Linked DNA regions of Mus musculus: region 2 is linked to region 1. A link is a loop called in an ENCODE intact Hi-C map of the cell type or tissue named here. Cell type or tissue: left cerebral cortex. All regions are shown on one strand. Links, peaks and the distances in the headings refer to the core of each region. The heading gives the core; the rest is flanking DNA.

Region 1 (11,314 bases), core at 1,051-9,050:
AAAGAAAAAAGACCTTATTTTGGCTTATGAGTCCAGAGAAATGGCTAGAATCTATCATGGCAAGCAAGATACAGCAACAGGTAGGCCTAGAGACAGGAGCAGGAAGTTGCATTCACGTACAGGAAGCAGCATGACAGAGAACAGGAAGTAGGAGGAGGCTACAAACCTTCAAAACCCATCTCAGAGAAGTACTTCTTCCAACAGAGTTCCACTTCCTCAGGCTTCTGCCTGACATGAACCTATGGGGGGAATCTGCCATTCAAGCCACCATATGTACATATATAATGTCCATACTCCTATCAGTTCTAAAGCGACTCTGGTTCTCCCATCACCGTAAGCCAGAATGCCCGTCATCCAGCAAAGCCTACCACCTGCTTGAGATACAGGGCGTCTGCTCTTCCATGTCTGTCACCTTGACCTCATGCTGGCATCTGCCTCTCAGTCAGAAGGATCCTTAGCTGAGTATTTGACTTTTGACATGGCAGAGCTAAAGTCTCATGAGCTGTGATGCCTCCTTAGAAATCTGATCCTGGAGTTTTACCTCCCCTTTGTTTCTAGCTTTATAAATGTCCAAGCTTTAGAAGTGTCACCTTGGTAACAGCTAACTACATCTTCCTCCTCCCCATGGTGGAGTACATACATTTCATGGTCCATTGTTTCCTAATTTCTAAACCTATCACTAACACATTTTTGGTGGAATTTTTCATATCATTACTTTTTGTCTTTAACATTCTTTTCCTTTTATACCATCTTGGCATAGTCTTTATTATTATTATTAATATTATTAATATTAATATTATTATTATTATTATTTTGACTTAGTTTTACTGGTAAGAGAATTTTATTTTCAAGAACATTCTAGGTTTTAACTAGTGAGTGCAAGGTAGCAAAACAGATGAAGTCAAAAAGAGGTGAGGATCCTAGAAATATCCACAGTTCAAGCTAATCTCAGACATGTGTCTGTCTGAACATGATACACACAAAGAAATTGTTTTCTACCAGGGAAGTGCTGATAGGCCTTGACATTATATTTAGGGTTTCTCTACAATAACCTTGCTTTGCCTGGATCCCAACTCTATAACTTGGGTGTGCATTTTATTTGTTACTGCTACCCTTTTCTGGTTAACCATTTGGCTAAACTGTCTTATAGTCTAAGAAGAAGTTGTTGAGTTGCCAAAAAAGGAAAAATGGTCTCCCTGTAGTTTTGAGCATAAGCATCATAAGACTTTTCTAATCCAAGACTGGCTTACAGAGTAACACTCTGGTCTGCTTGCTCAGCCTCTGAAACTTGCTCTCTAAGAGACTTGTTTTGCTTTTACTATTCTCCATGATTTCTCCTCCACTTGATCCACCATCACATATATTAGGCCCAGGTGTATGTCTGTTATCTCTGCATACCTGTTTTTCTTATCCTCTAGGAATTAACTGCTATCTTGAATGGATCTAGATCGCAAACCCTGGCAAAAGGCAACCACCTTTTTTCTAAAGCTTTGTTATTCTGATTTCTTCCATTTTTATTTCTTGGTTTGGTATCAAAGATGAGACGTTTTTAATAAACAAGTTGAATTCATCCATGACTTTAGGCAAATTAGATACATTATAACTACTTATTTTCCAACTCAACTTGACATAGGAAACTATAACCTTTCAGTTGTTCACTGAAATTATCTCTATCTCTGTCTCTTGTTTCTACCTCTATCTAATCTATCGTTCATCTATCTATCTATCTATCTATCTATCTATCTACCTACCTATCTATCTACCTATCTACCTACCTACCTATCTATCATCATATATCATATATCATCATATATCAATCAGGTATTTACCTATTCATTCTCCAACTTTATATATCACTTTCTATCTTTCTCTGTCTCTTTCCCTCCCTTCTTCATGAACATCACTGGTGAGTGGGTGCAACAAAATCTGTGTCTCTTAAATATAAACCATGGCTTAGGATAAAGTATCAGTGCTAAGGGTGAATAACTAGTCTAAGGATATACATCAACCTGATCCCTTTCAGTAGTGCTTTGGCTTCAATACCCAACCTTTATACATTTAGTACCTCTGTAGCGCATGTGAAATTTAGTCACTTTTCCAATTTTAAGTTCTGGCTTACAATCCTTACTGAGAAACACAGTAAAGGAAGTGAAATGATTATTCCTCCTACAACTGTCTTAAAAGCCCATAAATGGAAGCAATGACTGTCTTGAGGCAGACCTTCTGGAAGGGCCTGGAGGACCTTCATGTGAGCTGATCCTTGCCTAAAGTCAGAAACAGCCAGCAAGATCCTGCACAGGAATCACTAGTCACCTATAGCTGGTATTCTTTAGTAGTTATTCATACAACCACAGGGGAAATATGCCAGAAATCACAGAAGGGAGTTCATTTTCTGAAGCACAGAAACCTTCCACCACGGCCATGCCAGAAACTGAGTCTCTATGTTCAGCTCTGTGCCTCAAGTGATCACATTGAAGGTTCCAGATAAACTCTTTCATGTATGAGAGTTTAAAGTGGGGCATTAAGTATCTTTGAGCTTCCTTGGGGTTTTGAATAAATCAAACAGCAGCACACAAGAGCCAGAAAGGTGAAAATTCACACATAGCCACAAATGTCATCTGACTGTAGAGAAGGGAATAATATGTAGCTTCGATGTTCTTCCTTCTTCCCTCCAGTCCTACCACAATAAACTTGACCAACACTAACTCTAGGCTTCGTTCACCATGGGAAGAGGTTGCTATTCCTCTAAGTCTGTCATTTAAAAGCAGAAATTCAGGGCAAATGAATTCCCCAACTCATTCATCAGAGCCTTGTCTGCCTGCCTTCCCCCATACTCTGTAAGAACTTAGAGCTAGGGAGATTCAAAGAAGGTCCAAAAATAGGAAATCCCAGAACACAAGTGTTCTTCTAACAGTGGTTACGGTGCATGGCTATCCTTTCCTCGATACTCCTGTTTACACCATGCTAAAGCTCCACATGTTCAGAGCATGCTGAGTGGCAATGGAATGGTCCACTAAACACAAGTATATACCATACTGATCAAGATGCAAAGGCACACAAGAACTAAGAAGCATCTAAAAATGTTCTGGAAATTTCCTCTTATGCTACATCTACAGCACATTTTGTCTCCTTAGTTCTATTAGGTCTATCAGAGGAAGTCACATTCCAGCTCCAAAGCATAAGTCCACCTTCAACCCAGATGCTCCTCAACAGAGGAATGGATACAGAAAATGTGGTACATTTACACAATGGAGTACTACTCAGCTATTAAAAAGAATGAATTTATGAAATTCCTAGGCAAATGGATGGACCTGGAGGGCATCATCCTGAGTGAGGTAAATCAATCACAAAAGAACTCACATGATATGTACTCACGGATAAGTGGATATATTAGCCAGAAAATTAGAATACCCAAGATTTAAGATACAATTTGCGAAACACATGAAGCTCGGGAAGAACGACGAAGGTGTGGATACTTTGCCCCTTCTTGGAATTGGGAGCAAGGCACCCATGGAAGGAGCTACAGAGACGAAAGGATGGAGCATCTAGAGGATGCCATACCCAGAGATCCATCCCATAATCAGCCTCCAAACACTGACACCATTGCATACACTAGCAAGATTTTGCTGAAAGGACCCTGATATAGCTGTCTCTTGTGAGACTATGCCAGGGCCTAGCAAGCACAGAAGTGGATGATCACAGTCAGCTATTGGATGGATCACAGGGCGCCCAATGGAGGAGCTAGAGAAAGTACCCAAGAAGCTAAAGGCATCTGCAACCCTATAGATGGAACAACATTATGAACTAACCAGTACCCCGGAGCTCTTGACTCTAGCTGCATATGTATCAAAAGATGGCCTAGTCGACCATCACTGGAAAGAGAGGCCCATTGGACTTGCAAACTTTATATGCCCCAGTACAGGGGAACACCAGGGCCAAAAAAGTGGGAGTGGGTGGGTAGGGGAGTTGGTGGGGGGAGGGTATGGGGAGCTTTTGGGATAGCATTGGAAATATAAATGAGGAAAATACCTAATAAAAAAGTATATATATATAAAATAATGACCTTCCTACTGCACCGAGCATACACTTGGTTGACCTGACTAGGCAGAAGAGTGAAGTGATTGTACTCTAAAACATCTTGATTTGATAAATAAGGAAGCAGAAAGCTGTGAAGGCAAAGTGTAATAGTTACTGTACATTGTGGCTAAGCTGGAATTTGAAACCACATCTTCTGACTCCCAGGCTGCTGCTCTCTGGTTGCAGGAGGCTCCTTTTGGACAAACATAACTAAGGCTGGCATAACTGCCATATGTCTTCATGCCACAGAGAGGTCTCTATGTCAGTATGGGACTCCAGCATTGCTTCATAATTGATATGCAGATCATCTCCTATCTTAACTTGGAGTGACATGCACTTGTTCATAAAGAGATTGGGCATGTATACACAAATACTCCCCCGTGTTTGGAGTAGCTAAGAATCCTTCTGGCTAAGTGGGAAAAGGCATAAACAAATGTATGACATATCAGATCATCAGTAATGGCAAAAACAAAGTCTGAGTTGCATCACAGAAGAACAAAACTCTTAGAACAGAAAGCAAAACCACTTGAAGAAAATGTCATAAAAACAGCATCCTCCCCCAGCTTGCTGCTTCCATTCCCCTTCCTTGTTAGCTCTAGCCAGCTGGCGTCTCAGCTCCACCTGACACTGCTTCCAGACCCTGTTTGCAATTCTGTTTAAGAGACACCACCCTGTCCCACGTCATTGAACTTTGGAAGCCTCAAGTCCACAGTGTTTACCTCCCTTGGATGTTTGTGCGAGTGACCCTCATGACCAAGTTTATCCACTGATTCTGCCTCAAAACGTTCTATGGCATAGAATTGTGCAAGTCTGTACAGGTGCATAGAAGCAAAGTGTATAGAAATATGACAATCCTCAAAAGCCATTAACCCCAATATCAAGTTGTTTTCCACTAACAGTGGTATTATAACATGCTTTTCGAGGACAACATTTGGAACGTCAATGATTCATACTATGCACTGGAGTAGTTTGATCATGAGTATTAGCACACTCTCTTCAACCTAGAGAGGAGAGTCCTTAGTGTGCCCATATATAATTCAGTTAGGGGTTATGAAGACTTGCTTATTTTTGACCCCAAATGGGGATGATTGATTTTATACTTAAGACTATGAAATTCAAACTTAGATAGAAATATTGCATTAAAATCACAGTCAGCTATTGGATGGGTCACAGGGCCCCCAATGCAGGAGCTAGAGATATTACCCAAGGAGCTAAAGGGAACTGCAACCCTATAGGTGGAACAACAATATGAACTAACCAGTTTCCCGGAGCTCTTGACTCTAGCTGCATATGCATCAAAAGATGGCCTAGTCGGCCATCACTGCAAAGAGAGGCCCATTGGACTTGCCAACTTTAGATGCCCCAGTACAGGGGAATGCCACTGCCAAAAAGGGGGAGTGGGTGGGTAGGGGATTGGGGGTGGGTGGGTATGGGGGACCTTTGGGATAGCATTGAAAATGTAAATGAGGAAAATACCTAATTTTTAAAAAATGTAAAAAAAAAAGAAAGAAAGAAAATAGCTAAGAGGTGGGGGGGTGGATCTTATCTATGTTAAATAAACATAAGCACAAAATTAAATGGCACAGGTAGGGGATGGGAGATACCTGGCCTAATGTTTAATAGTAATCCATGTACCAAATGTTTAAACTATTTCAAAATCATAGAGGTTGAAAATTGTGTTTCAAAAACATTTCCCAGCGCTCATTTCTACCAGTGTCAGGCCTTTCAACCTTGTAATCCACTTTTGGAACACTCTCCTAAATAAGCAGCAATAAACACTCACAAAGATATTTACATACAAAAGAATTAAATTAATGTAGCATCAAAGTCATAAAAAAGATAGAAATAACTTTAAATTCCAGTAATAGAAATGTTCAGTGGACTATTATACACTCATTCTGAGTCAAACTTTCAAGAAGGATTCAAAAGCAATGCTTCATCCTTTGCATATTTTAGTATGAAATATTGCACAGATATTTATATGAAATATAACAATTAGTTTCTTTAGTAAAAATATTTGAGGATCCATCAAAAAACTGGAGCAGGGGATTGAGGAATAAATGATCCCATTCATGCAGTGACTTTCTCTGTCTCTATATAATGTCATCCTCTGAACTCTCTCATTGTTCTGAAAGAAGATGTAACTTGGAGAAGCCCCCTGAGAATAAATAAAGAGGAGGCATCAGACATCTGGGATGAGTACTCCCATCTCATCTCGACGTGAGACCAAAGCTGACACATCTTAGTCATGGTTACTGACCCTCAGGGAATGATGCTACAAAGCACTTTTCTGTCCATATTTATTCCTTAGCCAAAGTACACAGATTACTTAAGAGATGGAGGTTTTGTACCTTGTGATATCTATCTTTTATGCTGTATGAAGAAATAGATGTATCTGTCTTTCTCCCTGCAGCTATCATTAACACCAGAGCAAACCTTGCTTCCTGTTTCTTCCTGGTATCTCCTGTTCTCATCTGCAGGCTTGACTGTAAGAAAAGAGAAGATGATAAACTCCACTGTCTCCTCTTTGTCACCTGCCAAAAATATTAAACGAATGGAATCTAACGAAGCTCTACAGAGAAGGAAGGCACCAGGAAATTTCTGGGGCAGAGTCAACTAATAGGTGTCTTGGATCTCAGGCTCATGCTTACAGGCACAGGGATCAAAGATGTTTTAAAGAAAAAAAGAAAGATTATTAGGGTCATCTATCCTGAGCCTAGTTAAGGAATATTGAGAAGTAGTAAGATCAGAGGTTTTTGGTAAAGCAAGACCTTGTTTTGATTTCAGTTGTACCATTTATCCACTGCATTATTTTAGTTGCGAACCTGGCTGACCTGTGGCTGGGATTTTAGGGTCAAATACATGAAATCGCATCTACCTTCCAGTAGCACTCGTAGAAGTGATATTGTGCCTAACAGCATTGGGTGTGCTGGCCAACTCAGTCAGTACTGGACAACTACGAATACTTTACTATTACAGTGAATATAAGGCTTTAGAATAAGCTGGACTTGGGTTCAAATCTTTATTGTTTTTATTAATGTTGTTTCAAGATGTGCAATGCATTCAGGTCTGTTAAACTTCAGTTTTCCTGTCCTGACATGGAAGTAAATATTTCTTTCTCTAGTTGCTTTTGTGTTAACTGGTCTCAGAAAATGATCAGTATTCAGTGTTTTTTTTTTATTTATTTTTTTTTTGCATTATTCTGATGAGAAGCCAAGCCAAGTGCTCTGCTGTCTTACGGGCATATGTCTTATGAGCACCTGAACCACAATCATTCACTTACATAAGACAGCCTTGCTTTAGCCAGACATAATTTATCCGGAACCGTGTCTTTAAAAGCTTCTTCTCTGTTTATTTGTATTTTAGAAGATTGCATGATAAAGTATAGTGGGGAGCTTAGACCAGAAAATAAAAAGATGTTTCCCAAAAGAGAAGCAACATTTTATGTGTTTAGAAACTCATTCAGGACAAGTCACCGACAACACTGTGGTGGGATAAACCATGAGACCCCTTTCCTTTCAGCCTGTATATTTTGAAGCTTTCTGACTTTGTCCCCTAAGAAATGAAGCTATTTTCGGATAGGAATGACGTACCAAAAGATATCTTACCACACACATGAACTCTATGAGGCTCAGAGAAGAAAGCTTTCAGCAGCAGGGGTAGATAATAAGCAGCACCAGAGTAAGAAGCATTGGTATATGTGCACAAGAGCATCTATACACAGGAACTGCATTCAGGCTAAGCTATGTAATCAGATTCAGACTCTGGCCTTAATAAGCCCTGGTACTTAAATGTAGTTACAGGGTAGACTCTGACAGGAGAGACTGCCCGCATGACCAAGGTCTATCTTTCAGCACAAAGGAAAGCTCCCAATGGACCACAGAATGTGGTTCTATTACAGTAATGGAGAGTGTTTAGGAGGCAACAAAGAAGACAGTAACTCTCTTCAGTGATTGATGGGGAGGGAGAGATATTTTCTTTAGTAGTGTAGCCATGGTAATGTACGTGTGCTTCTTTTTTAAAATTATTAGATGTTTTCTTTATTTACATTTACCTGTGCTTTTTACATGAACATGGATACGGATTGTTTCCAGGATAGCATGTTAGCCTATGTCCAATCCAATTTGAAATTCTGATCTTTTAAAAAAATATCCTCTTGTTTCTCAATGTTGCTATTTCCTTCCAATAGTTTAATATATATATATATATATACTCTTTAATCACATTCATATACTTGTAAAAAATACATACCATTTTGAATACATGAATTTTAAAAATATAAATAATATTGTCCTGAAATCCATGTTCTCTTTTTATTTTACTCTTTTTCTATTCCAGTTTTCAGCAACCATACTATTTTAAGCTTATTAAGTTCAATGCCTTTTCCCATTGCATATAATTTAAAAGTGTGTAAGTACTGTATTATATGAATCCATTTCCTTAGTAATAGGCATTTGGTTTGGCTTCAGCTTCCCATTAGCACAAAATTGCTGATCGGTCATGTGGAAAAGGCATGTTGAATTTTGATAAATATTTCAATAGTTTTAAATCATGATTAAATTTTAAAAACAAAAATCTGTTTCTTTCTACCAGCAACAACCAAACCTCAAATTCAATATATGCATGAAATGGGGAAGGCTTATGGGTTGAGTCCAGTGGGAAATCCTGTTTAGTGGGGGAACCTTAACTCATCTATTGTTATAACCCTCATCTTCACAGCTGATACCTTTTGCTGAACTTGGCTGTAGAACTAATCTCTGGAGGAATATCCAGTTCCAACCAGTCCTCTTCTGAGGAGAGCTGTTCTTCTCCATTTATGACAGACATTGTGTGTTCCATTGCCTCAGAGCTTCAAATACTGGAAAAGCTAAGCAAGTCCTTACTCCTTTATCCTATAAACATTTATTCAATAACTAGCACATGTCAGACACTTCTCCAGTGCTGGGGATGCCAGATGAATAGGCACGGTACTTCCTGGTATAATCTGACATATGTGTAAACAAAAAGCTACAAGAGTAGACATGTTGACAGACAGAGTGGTACACGATGAATCACAAAAGAGGCATCAGTTAGGAAGGGAAGTACAAGCACCCTTTTCTCCCCATGAGATTCAGACCTTTTGGGAGAGCACATCTATGTTTTTCTTGTCCATCATTGTACCTGATACAGATGTTGATACACAGTATAGTATATGTTATCCCTAATGGATACATGAAATGAACTCTTGAAGACAATGATGTATTTACACATCAGGAGGCCATTTCAACCTAAAAAATGGGAATCTGAGGGGGGTGGGGCTTCCAGATTTCCTGAGGTTTAAAGCTGGGAAGACTGCAAAGGAACATAACATGTGCTATTTTAAGGTGGGCAGATTTTAACCTTTGGACAATAGTGCCTATGAAAACAAAATTTAACCCAGGAAGGGAAATGATCAAATCTGCATTTTAGAAGTAAGCATGGAGAAGGAATGATGTGTCTATAGGAGGAAACGCAACAAAATGATGTAGGAAGACAACTTATGGTGTCTTGTAATTGTGGCATCATCAAAAAAAAGTTAGAAACGGTGTGAATCATTGGCTAGACTTTGAGTGTAAGTAGCCAGGGGTCTCTTGGTTCTTGAACACAGTAGAAGGTGTCTACTTGTGACTGTGAACAGAACAATGGGGCAAAGATAAAGCTTGTCTTCTCATGGAAGTTCTTACCTAGTCCAGCTTTGTCACTAAATAGCAGATGTCAACGAAGGCCTGTGACAGAAACACCAGGAGCTTAAGTCCAATGACCAGATATCCAGTGGAGGTTCTCTATAAGTCATCTTCCAGTAGGAGGCAGGAGATGGGGACACTGTCCTGAAGGAGTGAGAGAAAGGGAAGTGAGGCTCTGTCTCCATTTTCACAGTAACAAACAGCACATTTCATTCAGAAGTTAATGAGTCCACCACGCCAAGAGCATGTGTTTACAAAAGAGCTAGCAAAATCTGGAGCTTTGCGACTTCACAGGGCGGGTCCTAAGGATCTTCCTTAAAAGCAGGCAAAGGCACTTGGGCTCTGTTCTAGAGGCAGGAGCTGCCATGGGATGAAGAGAGAAGTCATGTGACCAGATTTGCTTCCTGTGAAAAGATACTTTTGTTACTGTATTCATAGGAGCTGATAATCAATTTTCCATGGAGAAAAGGAGATGAAAATTAAACATGAGGACTGTTTTGAGCAGAAGTAACTGGAGGATGGCTCCAGTGTCCTCCTTTAAAGAGGCATAGAGAAGATGTCAAAGTCTATTGAGCCATGTCCCCCTTCCTTTTTTCCTCCTCCTTCCTTCCCTGCCTCCCTCCCTCCCTCCCTCCCTCCCTCCCTCCCTCCCTCCCTCCCCTCTCTCTCTCTTTCTCTCTCTGTGTCATGAGAGAGAGAGAGAGAGAGAGAGAGAGTGTGTGTGTGTGTGTGTGTGTGTGTAATGAGTGTCACAATATCTAGTTGAAGTAATTTTGAATGTAAGATGGCCTGAATCAGGAACTGTGAGCTCTTGGGATAATGTCATAGCTGGACCAATGAAAATGGATAGAACCAGCTAATCTAAATGAACCAATAATTTAGGAAAGATGGGCTGGTTTTACCGCTAAGCCCAGAGAGGATTCTAGTCTTCTTGGCCTTGAGCTTGCTCTCAGTTGCATGTTCTGGTCCTTTCTTATGGAGAATGGTAATTTTCCTTTCCTAAATATTGGTGCCAATATGGGGGAAGGAAGAGATGTGTGAACAGAGGATGTAACTTGGTGGGAAATTTGTATTTTTTCACAATGTTCTAGGAGACGAGATAGAGAGATTACATCATTTTCTAAGACATAACAGTAATTCCTGCCAGATCCAAGCCTGTAAGCAAGCCCAGATGCTCCAGTGGAGTACTGTCCAGATCAGTGCTTTCTGCCATGCCCCCTTCCATTGATTTAGGGTTGATGGTGGGAAATGCAGGGGGAAATGGTTCAAAGGATACTCATAGGTAAATAGCATGACTAAGGTTCTGGGAAGAAAGTGCTAGAGAAAGTTTGCATCTTGGCTCTACTTCTTGCTTTTTTAGTATGACTCAGTTTTGATGAGAAATAAAGCGTTTTGGCTGATCCTCAAGAACAGAGCCTGTTGTTGATATGGATTAGGGACTACATGCTCTTCTTTGCTCCAAAGCCCCGCTGTCCTCTCTTCCAGCATCCTTATGTGCTGCTCAGGAAGGAACAGCAAACCCAGCATGGGTGTGT
Region 2 (11,314 bases), core at 1,474-9,473, 310 kb after region 1:
GCTCTTCCAGAGCTCATGAGTTCTATTCCCAGCACCTAGAGGGTGGCTTACAACCATCTTTAATGTGATCTGATGCCTTCTCCTGATATGTCTAAAGACAGTACTCACATATACAAAATGAGGAAATCTTTTTTAGAAAACTCTTTGGTTGTGATGCTTGAAACACACTCTTTCTTGAACAGTGGTTCAAGATCAGTCATTTTCTTGAAATAGATTCCATGTACTGTCCTAGAGGGGCTTGCTGCCATGGGTCTCTACACTGTGTTGTTGCTACTGAGAAATGTGGCCTTTGGAGTAAATGCTATTTTTTTTTTTTGTGAACTGTGTTCATTTCTCCCCTGTGCCTTTTTAATCTTTTCTCTAACTTTGGCATTCTGCTTTTATTAAGCTTTGCCTTAGCTGTGGTTATGTTATTTTCTCTTGCTTGAGATCCCCCATGTCTCGAGACACATTTCCTTTGTCAGTACAGGGGAATTCTCAGCCATTGTCCTCTCAAGCATTGCCTCCATCCTATTCCTTCCTCTCAGCCTGAGATTGCAAATTGACACATTACAGCTTTTCATTTAAACTCCGCACACATTAATTTAGGTTTTTTTATTTTGCCTGATGCTATTAGAGCCACTCCACCTCTCTTGTGATGACTGTCGGATGGTGCATCTTTCCACTGTTTAACTTTCATCCTGTGCTTTGCATCTGAAGAGGCTCTTCTCAAGACATCACAGGGTTAGATTCTGTTTCGTTTTGTAACTAGCCTCACTGTCTCTGCTTTCTATATGAGTGTTTTAATGTAGTCACTGATATGGCTTGCACCACACTCCTGTTACATTGCTACTTGTGTTCGTCATGTATTTACTGCCTTCTTTCATAATGAATACATATTTTCTAAACTCAGCTCAGGACTGCTTCCAATAAGACACATCCTTTGACATAGCCCCCACCCTGCATGTGCTCCTGACCATGCTGAAAGCTGTTCTCTGGATCTTCAGGACCTCAGCAGGGGTACCACAGGGCAATGAGATCCCCCAAGAAAACAACTGAGGGCATCATCAGGAAGCCATTTCAGAATCAAAAAGATAAGGGGAGCTAGTCTTTGTGGAAAGAGGGGCAAATGTAGAATTCCTTCACACAGGAAGTTTGGCCACAGCAGATCATTGTACATGGTAGAAGAAACATGTTCAAGTTTTATTTTTTTATGTTAATACTTATTAATGTTTTTCATGTGACTTAAAAAGCAGACATGCACACACATACACACTTGCATACTCACGCACACATACACAAAAAAAAAATCAGACCTATATCCTCTCACACCTATTGTTGCTAAATTAAAATTTTCTTTTGAAGTAAGATTTTTAAAAATAAACATGCACTGAATAGTGGTGCAGGTGTCCAATAAAAGGGACAAAATTGTGAAGGTGCTATCTGAATGCTTGGAGCCTGGGAGTCAGTGAGCTGAAGTAGGAAAGTGTGAAAAAGCACAGGGCAAGGAGCTGCTCCCAGAGAGATATGAGGATGCTGAGGAGGAGGAGGAGGAATCCAGATATCTTGGAAAGGACCACATTGTGCAAGGCTTTAAGTACTTTGCCAAATAGCTTGGGACTTTTCCCAAGAGCCGAGCATAAGGGAGAGAGCAGAGACAAGGAGCTGCCAGGATTTGGTTCTGAGTAAATGCCACTTTCATTCCCACATGCTAAGTCTTTATGACTTCTGCCAGCTCAAAAAGTCAGAGATGTGAATCCAAATAATTGTCCAAAAGCATCTATGGCAGCATCGTCCATGAAAAATCAAAAACTATGAGCATGATAAATAGATGTGCTAAATGATGCAGACCTATCCACCCAGTTGCAGCAATCTAAGTCCTTTCAGAAAAATAACCCGAGAGATGCTCACAAGTTAAGTAAAAACCCAGAAAACAAATACAACAAGAGATTGTGTATAGTTATATATGTAGTTTTTATATATGTGTGTGTGTGTGTGTATACATATATATATACATATATATATGTATATATACACACACACACATATTCATAGGAAAAACAAGTTGGAAGGTGGTACATATATTGTATGTATCTAATAATATCCATATTATAATTTAAAATAATTCTTGGTCATTTCTACCACAAGTAATGTACTACATTTTTTAAATAGAGGGAAAAGGCTGTTTTTTTTTTCCAAAGACAGATACATTTGCATAAAGATGTTGAAGTAAAGAAGAAACACCAAATCCCTCCCAAAATAGAAGTGGATACAAAAACTAAAAGAGTAAGTATGCAGTGCTCAAAGGTAGCCATGGACCAAAAGCAAGCTGCTGAGTCACCAACACTCTAGCAAAGCAAGGGACTGGTGAGTGTAACGACCTTGACCACTAGGCAATCCAAATCACTTATGTTGGAACTGCCCATGAGGAAGATCAAAGGAAACATCAGGCATCTGTTCATCATGGACCATAAAACCATCAGACAAGCTGTTCTGGAACTCTGTGACCTTGGGTGAACAAGGGCGACCTTGATCAGCTCTGGTGCAGAGAGTCGGAGTAAACTTGATTGACCCCCTAACTATGGTGTTTCAGAGGGTGCCCCCAAACTGGGATATCTAAAGTGCCTGTGCCCAGCATTGCTATTTTTTTACCATCAAAACAAAGGGAAAAGGAAGAAAAGGGAAGTTTCTGAGGACTATTCATTGCTACCCCTGTAATAATCTCCCCAGGAAAAAGAGAAAAGAGAAGATCTCATGGCTAATTTTGAAAATCAGAGGATGTGCTAGAATTCTCTTTAGAGCACCGCCTCTTTGTCTCCTGTAGGCTGAGTGCTTATACCTCGAGTTGGTCTTTTGTTCCAGAAACCCCAGGCTTAGCCTCATCAATAATAATTTGTCAGAACTATTTTCTAAACCTAAAGTGAGAGTGTAGAACAAGGAGAGGATTTTCGTCGGGGTCAAATGTTTGTCCTACACAAATGAACTCTCCCAGAGAAAAAATGAATGCACTGTATCAAAATTTAGTTCCCTTATACTCACACTAATTATTTTAATTGACTGGTTTGTTGCTATTTGTTGAAATATGGTTTCATTCCATAACTGAGGGGCGTCAAAACTGAGATTCCTTCTGACTCAGCCTTTCAGATCTTGGGAATAGGGATATGTGCTGTCACACCCTGCTCTCTGATCCCCTTTAAAGCAGAAGAAAGATAATGTTTAGGCTTGTAATTAATATTAACTTTTTTCACTTTTGTATGATAGTTAAATCATAAAATCCAAGATGTGGGGAGGCCTAAATTCCTCTGTTCAATCCTTTCATTTTGTAGGAGGGAAAATAGGGCTTAATTCTGGGTTAAGAATTCAGTAAAAGAATTGACACACTGACTCAAATGAATAGTTCAAGATTCGATAGTTTGACATGTGTAGAGCTCTATTTCTTTGTCATAAGCACTTATAAAAAGTTTTTGTTGACCCTGAGTCTCAACAGTACAATTGTCCACTGGAATTATATTTCCCACGGAACTTCAAAATACTGAGCAAATCCCCATGAGTGCCATCAAGTCTTAGTACTAGGCAGACACCTGCAAGCACGTGACACACATGGGATATCACTCATGTCAAATAGGTATCCCTTACCACAAGTCAGTAAGTCAGAATGACAAACCCAGAAAATGCAGTGTTTACAGTCACAAACTCACCAACTGGAGCCATTAAACATGGAAAGTCTAAGAACTATTTCCTTATACTCTTAAATTCAGTAGTGAAGGTACCACAAATGCCACCTTGTATTCAAAATGTCAGGACTCACTATCTTTTATGAATCCACAATTTAATCCCTAGAATGCTCTGATAAGTATTTTGGTTTAAATGAAAAACTGTCCCACAGAATCTTATAGTTAGTTGAACATTAGGTCTCCAGATGGAGGCACTATTTGGGGAGGTCACACCTTACTGGAGGGAGTGTCCCTGAGGTGTGCTCTGAGAGCATATAGCTTCAGATGACTTCCTGTTTGTTCTCTCTGCTCTCTGTGATCTCTCAGTTCCCTGCTCCTGCCAACAGATCTTCCCTCCCTTTATGGACATGTAGTTCTCTGAAACCATAAGCCCAAATAAATTCCTCCTTAAATTGACTTTGGTCTTGGTATTTTATCACAAAAGAAAAGTAACTAGTACACTCAGGTTGCTTTCTAAACTTACTTTTCTTATTCACTTTTCTTTTTTGGACTGTGATAGAATCTATGGCCTAGTATATACTAGGCAAACACCTTTTAACTGAGCTATGTCCCCAGCCTTCCAGCTATTACTATTTATTTTGATAAAGGGTCTCATTAAATTTCCCAGGCAGCCCTTGAGCTTGAAATCTTACTGTCTCAATTTCCCTGGTAGCTGGAATTATAGACCTACATCACCAGCTCCACAAGCCAAGTGTTTTTAAAGGATATTTGATTGCAGAGCTACACTCATCCAATTCTCCTGATTGGTCCTACTCAGGCACATGGAGAACTGGAAAGAACCTATAAATGAAATAGAAAATATACCTATTATATATGACAACTGAAGTCCCTGGGAGTTAGAAGTCCTGGATCCCTGAGGTCTTAGTGCCATCTCTACCACTCACTATCCTCATGACTCAGCACTCCACTGGCATCAACCTCTATCATACCCATGAAATGGGGACTCACATAAAAATAATAATAATAATAATAATAATAATAATAATAATACAAAACCAGAATCACCCAATGAGCCTTAGATAGATGCTATTAAATTGATAATGGAACTCCTGATCCACAGGTCACACATACAGGTCTGAGCAAATGATGTAAGCAAGTAAACAACTGGGGTGAGATAGTAGGAAATGGTAGGGATTATAATAAACCAAGAAAGTCTCACTTTAGTTCCAGCTCTGTGATGACTATGGGCTGGGGTGTCTAGATTTTTCCCATTGCAAATAGGGGCAGAAATGTAATGTTTATGAAACATACTCTTAATTTTCAATCTTGAAAATTAATTCATGTATTTTGGCAATAAATAGGCCCCAGATCACAGAGTCTTAGAGTTGGGGAACCATAAGTTCAACTATGCAATTCTTTCATTTTGTAGAAGGGAACCCGAAGCTCAATTCTGATTTCATTAAACATTTAATAACGAAAGTTGTGTAAGGATGAGAATGAACAAGAACAACTGGAGTGCAATAAATGGCCATGTGATTTGAAATCATGCAGAATTATTATATTTGTTAGCCATGTAAATAGGTCTGAGGGTTTGTGGGAATAGGGCCAAGGATGGGGGATGAGAAGCAAGGGAATCACATGACAAATCTGGACTCAGACTCCAGAGACCAGCATCAGGGTGCAGATACGAGTTTATTGTGATGTACATAAGATTATATACAGTATTTAAGTCAATCCCAAACCCCTAAATCCTTAGCTAATCCCATCTCACCACATCATGCCTCCAAGGAAAGCCCTGCCTGATGAGGTTACTCAGAAGGAGCATGGGGTGAGGAAGCATCATCGTCTGCTAGAACTTCCATGAAGACAGAGAAAGTGGTCACTGCCCTGGCCTTGGTTCCTTTCTTGTCTCACTGGCGTTCTTCAAGCAATCTTAGATGTAATACCATATGCAGCAGACCAGGAATCTTTGAGAAGCTGCAGGAGCCCTGGGTGCCTCTCTTTCCATCCCCCTTTTTTCTTCACAAGGTTGACTTCTTCTACATCCCCCACAAGGGTGAGATGTGACCCATGAGCCAGTGATGTATGACCTCTGATTCTAACCATCATTCTTTCACACTGGTGAGACTTGGAAGTTTGATGAGGTGAATGGAGTAGTAATAGAATCCAGATAATACTGTTGCCTAGTTCTGGGATTTCTGGTGGCATCAACTCTCTTTCCTTTGAATCTCTGCCAGAGGATGAAAAAGGAAGATTACAATTTTACCTCACCATGTTCCTCACCCTGGCAGTATTATTTGACCAAAGCTCAAGGCACAGAAGAAATATCCACTGCCTCATCTTTTGTCATGCCATTAAGTACCAGAAGAACAGATGCTGGGCCTGTAGAGAGATACAGGACAATTCTGTTTAAGACACTAATGTATCAGTTGTACATAAAGGACTTAATTTTACTTCAAGAGTATACATGATTTACCGGCTGCTTTCTGTTTCCTTTTTCTTATCTGCTAAGTAAAGATATTCTCCCAAATGGCTGTGTTCTTTTCTCCCACAGAAGCTGACATGCTGTTGCCAAGAGACCCAGCTTCAAAAATCAGAGCTATGAAGAATAAAAGGCATCAGGTTACACAGGAACAATTATGTCTAAGACCCTAATTGGATTATCAGTGGCCCCAAATTCAGTTTTAAGCAATTACCTCTTCTACACTTATGAAAAAAATAAAACTCAAGTCAATTCTTCACTGTCCTCTCCAGCAGATGGGAGGAAAAGGTTCTTGCAGTGTGTGGGAGACTTTCTATTAATGAGCCAGAAAACAAATTCTTGGAGGAAAAAAAAACCTGACATACATCTGCACAATCCATTGGTAGACTTTTCCATTATTAAAAGTTTTTTTTTTTAATCAAAGCAAGCAAGCAATTTAAATCTCCCGTTATATTTCTGTACTAAGGACTGCAAATGATAGGTAATATTTTTCAAATTTTATAAATGACTTCTTGTCTACTATGAATCATAGAATCTTCAGTTCAAGACAGAAAGGATGCCAGAGTCTATGCACCAACCTTTGGGCTGGGCACAGAGCTGAGTGAGATTAATGAAAGAGAAAATCCAAAAGTTCGCAATCTTCTGAGCTCAGAGCCTAGAGAGTGAAGAAAACCAACATAGCCGAGCTTGTCAATGAACAATAGAGCACCTATGAGTCTAAAGGTCTCCAGTAAGTGCTATAAAGCAGAGAACAACAGAACAGCAGGTTACGTGGCAGGGGTGACACTAAGGAGCACAAAAGTGTGAAGAGGAGATTGCTGGACCAAGATACCAAGTTGTGATTATGAGCAAAGAAAGCAAGTGATATATTATGTAGTGTGAAGATTCTGCAGATGCAATTGACCACTGGCTCTTTCAGTCCACAGTGTGACATGTAGCTCCTTTGATTAAGCAACTCTGTCAGCTTTACTTTGTTGGGTCCAGAAGAGCCTGAAGCCCATTTGCTCAGAATTTGTACTTTGCCCTTGTCATGTGCCAAGGTTCCAGGCAAGTGCGCTGCATTGTTCCTATGAGACCTTTGCAGGAGCCTCCCTTTCTAGACCTACCTTACAGACCAAGTAGGAGAAGACAGAGCAGAGCCCCATACCTGGTCAGATGTGCTTCAAGGACCACTGCTCATCCCATGTCCATACCACCCAAGAAACAAAGCCAAGCTTACTAGTAATAAAACTGAAGCTCCGCCAGGCAGTGGGGGTGCACGCCTTTAATCCTAGCACTTGGGGAGCAGAGGCAGGTGGAGTTCTGAGTTCGAGGCCAGCCTGGTCTACAGAGTGAGTTCCAGGACAGCCAGGGCTACACAGAGAAACCCTGTGTCAAAAAAAAATGCCAGAAAGATTTTGCTGAAAGGATCCTGTTATAGCTGTCTCGTATGAGGCTATGTCAGTGCCTGGCAAATACAGAACTGGATGCTCACAGTCATCTATAGTATGGAACACAGGGCCCCCAATGGAGAAGCTAGAGAAAGCACCCAAGGAGCTGAAGGGGTCTGCAACCCTATAGGTGGAACAACAATATGAACTAACCAGTACCCCCAGAGCTCTTATCTCTAGCTGCATATGTAGCAGAAGATGACCTAGTCAGCCATCACTGGGAAGAGAAGCCCCTTGGTATTGCAAACTTTATATGCCCCCGTACAGGGGAATGCCAGGGCCAAGAAGCGGGAGTGGGTGAGTAGGGAAGGAGGGTAGAGGGAGGGTATAGGGAACTTTCAGGATAGCATTTGAAATGCATATAAAGAAAATATCTAATTAAAAAATGAATAAAATAAGAAAAAAAAAGAAAAAAGAAAAGGAGAGAAAAGAGAAGAAAAGAAAAGAAAAGAAAAGAAAAGAACCTCATGCCATTCCAAATGTTTCCTAAACCCAGCAATGGGCTGAAAAAAAAAAAAAACAAAAAAACAAAAAAAAAAAACCTGAAGCTCCAGGAGACTGTGGGAAACCTCTGACCTAGGTTACAAGTGCAACAGTCCCAAGCAAGCATCCCTGATAAATGCCTGCTGAAGAATGTTCTATGCCTCCCTGAGAAACATGAGGACAGAAGATAATCCAGAAGGCAAAGGAGACTAAACTGAAGAAACTTGCTCAAAGTGCCAATGGCAGCTGAAAGGAGCCCACAGATCACAAGCGGAGTCTGAGTTCATGTGGGCTCTGCATCCCTAACGTTCCTGCACTTACGGTTCTACCATGTGGTTCAAAGTAAGCAGCTTCCAAAGGACCACGTGGAGCTTCAATCCATGCAAAAAGCAGTTTAGGAAAACAGGCATCACAGGTACCAGTTCCTGTGAGCCTCCTCCGTACAGAGAGACTCAAAGTGCCTGGTCTGCTGGGACTCTTTCCTTATCTTCAATATCCTCTCCCTCTCTGTATACAAACACAGCGATGTGCAGTCCCCAAACTTAAGGGTAGGGTTTGGGCCAACTTTAGAAAGACAGTAAATCTGAATCCTGACTCCATATGGCATTAATGTCTTGGGACTAGAAGTCCCACAGCTATAAAATGGGATTTATTCATTCTTCTTGTATTTCTTGAGCATCTAAAATGTAGGCAACATACAGAATTCATGGTTAACAACTCGAGCCTATTCTCTGCCTCATTAAACCTATAATCTTTCAGGAAAGAAAATATGAAAAATCCATCATTATAATCCATGCCCTCAGTGTTTGTGCAGAGGGTCTATAATTCTCAGGCCAGGAGGAAATTTTCCAAATTCCTGACAGCAGGTCTGCATCTAACAGCTGAGAATAAGCTCAGAATCAAACTTTTAAAGGGATCAGCCTTTAAAATTAAGAAAAGGACGATTAAGAAAGGACCGAAGGTCCTTTACTGAACTCACTGACCCTTGCCTCTAAAATGCGTCAAAGACAAGACCTGCTTTCCAGGTGTACTTGCTTTTTTAGAGTTAAATAAGATGGTGCCTGCTCTGCTCTAAATACTGCACATAGTAGGTGTTCGATTCGTGCTCATTCCTGTCTTCTGCAGCCATGCATGCAGATGGAAGCACACTGTAAGGGCTGGACTTGGCGCAGTGATAGGGAAAGTAAACAGTTATCACGGCAAACTTTCCTCTTTCAATCAGTTGCTTGGCAAGTACAGTAAACCTGATCATGCATAAGAACCAGGATGAGACCCTAACCAGCTTGAATTAAAACACAGAAGGATCTAGTTCTCATCACAGCTATGTGGCCCTGAACCTGTCTAGCCAATTTTATTTCCACTTTTGAGCCTGGTGAGGCTATTTGTCCTGTGTTAATTATTGTTGTAAAGAACAGAATTAGACAAAACAAGTAAATTGCAATCCATGGAGAGCCATCCAGGTGGATGTGATTAATGCTCTCAGAGCCCTCGTGATCACGCTTGTTCAGAAGCTGGGTGGCCATGGTAAATGAAATCTGTGATGAACCATGGGTGCAACGAGACGAGGACAAAAGCTACTCTCAGTCACCTTAGTGTGAGCACAACAGTCATCCTGGTCAGAGAGATTCGGGTTAAAGTCCTATCATTTTCACTTGGCTTTGTACCCTTGGTGAAGTTAATTAATGTCATTGGCCCTCCAACTCCTTGTCTGTATAGTGGGGCAGAGCAGTGCATCCTCTGTAAATTTGTTCTGAAGTGTCAGGAGAGACTCCAGGTCAAATGCTTGAAATATGGTGTGAGCTGAAATTTCAAATTCAAGGAGTGAGATTAGACTCCTTGCTGCACATCCAATTTCCTGGTATCTCATACCAAGAAATTTCCCCTTCATTTTTAAAAAATATACAGCCAAGGATGGCCTAGAACTCACTATTTCACCCCAGTTGTCCTTGAACTTGCAGTCCAGTTCTCCTGCATCAGCTCCCCAGGCCCTGGCATCACCCACCATGAGCCACCAAAGTCTTCAGTTCTTTGCTTGATTTATGGTTTTCACATTAAGCAACTGTTCTACATTGAACTGCATCTCTAGCCTTGTACTTAACTTTGGGATAGGTCTTGCTGAGTTGCTATAGCTAGACTTGAATTTGTCTTGTACCCTAGGCTGGCCTGAAACTTATAAATCCTACAGCTTCTGCCCCTCATACACTGGGGTGACAGGCACACACCACAAGTCTTAACTGTTCCCAGCTTCTTAGTTAGTTCACCAAGAATTCCCTGGCTCAGGATTCGCATTCCTTTCTGGAGGCACTGCTCTGTGACAAGCATCAGCAGATCTGTCCCATCAACAGCAGTCACTTGGGCTCCTTCTTTCCCCAGATTGGGCTCCTTCTTGGGCTCCTTCCTTCCCTTGGATTGTTCTTGATAATTTCAGATAGAACATCCTTTTTCCTCAATACAGACAGCTCTCAACCTATGCCCTTATGCTCAACTTCTCTGATCCAGTTCTATGCCCTCCTTGGTCTTCTCACTGCCTATAAAGCCTGAAGACCCATACACAGGACCTCCCCCTCTGCCTCACAGGTCTTCCTGCTCTTACTTCCGTGCTATGCCACAGCTTCATCTACTTGTTCCCAAAGACACAGCCTATTTCCTGCCTTGCAACATGTTCCTCTTGGTTTGGATATCCACACTTTCCTTACATCTCGTTCTTTGCCCAACTTAGATGTTCTAGCTCCTTTGTCTTCGAAAGCAAGAGGCCTGACCTGGTCTCTTCCCCCAACAAACATATCCAGCAATGCTGTACCTCTACTCCCTGGTTGCATACAAGTGCCCAGGCTTTATCTTCAACTCTGCTCCATCATTCTTTCCCTGGGACTTGGCTGCCTTGCACTATATTGTAGAGTCTGTTCTATCACATTTTATCTGAGACCACTATGCCACTGGGTCTCTGTCACTTGTAGCCTTAGAGTGTTAACTATGTACCTAATCCCTTAAAATATTTCAGATCAGATAATGAGCTACCTACTTGTCCCTTTGAAAGGACATCAGTATTGTCCACATGAAGGCAAGGAGCCATCTAGCCATGGGAAATGCCATGGGGCCAAGGGATCAGAAAAAAAATAGGTTCTTTTCAGAACTACCTATAAGACTGAAACTGGAGAGATGACTCAGAGATTAAGAGAACTGACTGATCTACCAGAGGTCCTGAGTTCAATTCCCAGAAACCATACGGTTGCTCAAAACCATCTGTAATGGGATCTGATGCTCTC

Evidence for each region. Peaks named below come from ENCODE experiments on the same cell type or tissue, not always from the same donor. Only the 100,000 strongest peaks of a DNase experiment are listed, where the experiment ranks them.
Region 2: a loop joins it to region 1, with 2.1 times the contacts of the local background. A loop is called at or near these places in 2 of 42 quality-filtered maps.

What each region holds. Positions count from the first base shown.
Region 1 is chr15:68,795,334-68,806,647 of GRCm38, reverse strand. No RefSeq gene overlaps it. Among named protein-coding and RNA genes, the nearest start is that of Gm49415, 46 kb to the right of the region's middle. In left cerebral cortex, for the core only: no CTCF peak of the experiment used is centred there; DNase peaks (open chromatin) are centred at 2,206 and 4,658; H3K27ac peaks cover 2,910 bases.
Region 2 is chr15:68,486,912-68,498,225 of GRCm38, reverse strand. No RefSeq gene overlaps it. Among named protein-coding and RNA genes, the nearest start is that of Mir30d, 150 kb to the right of the region's middle. In left cerebral cortex, for the core only: no CTCF peak of the experiment used is centred there; DNase peaks (open chromatin) are centred at 1,607, 2,425 and 6,250; H3K27ac peaks cover 2,951 bases.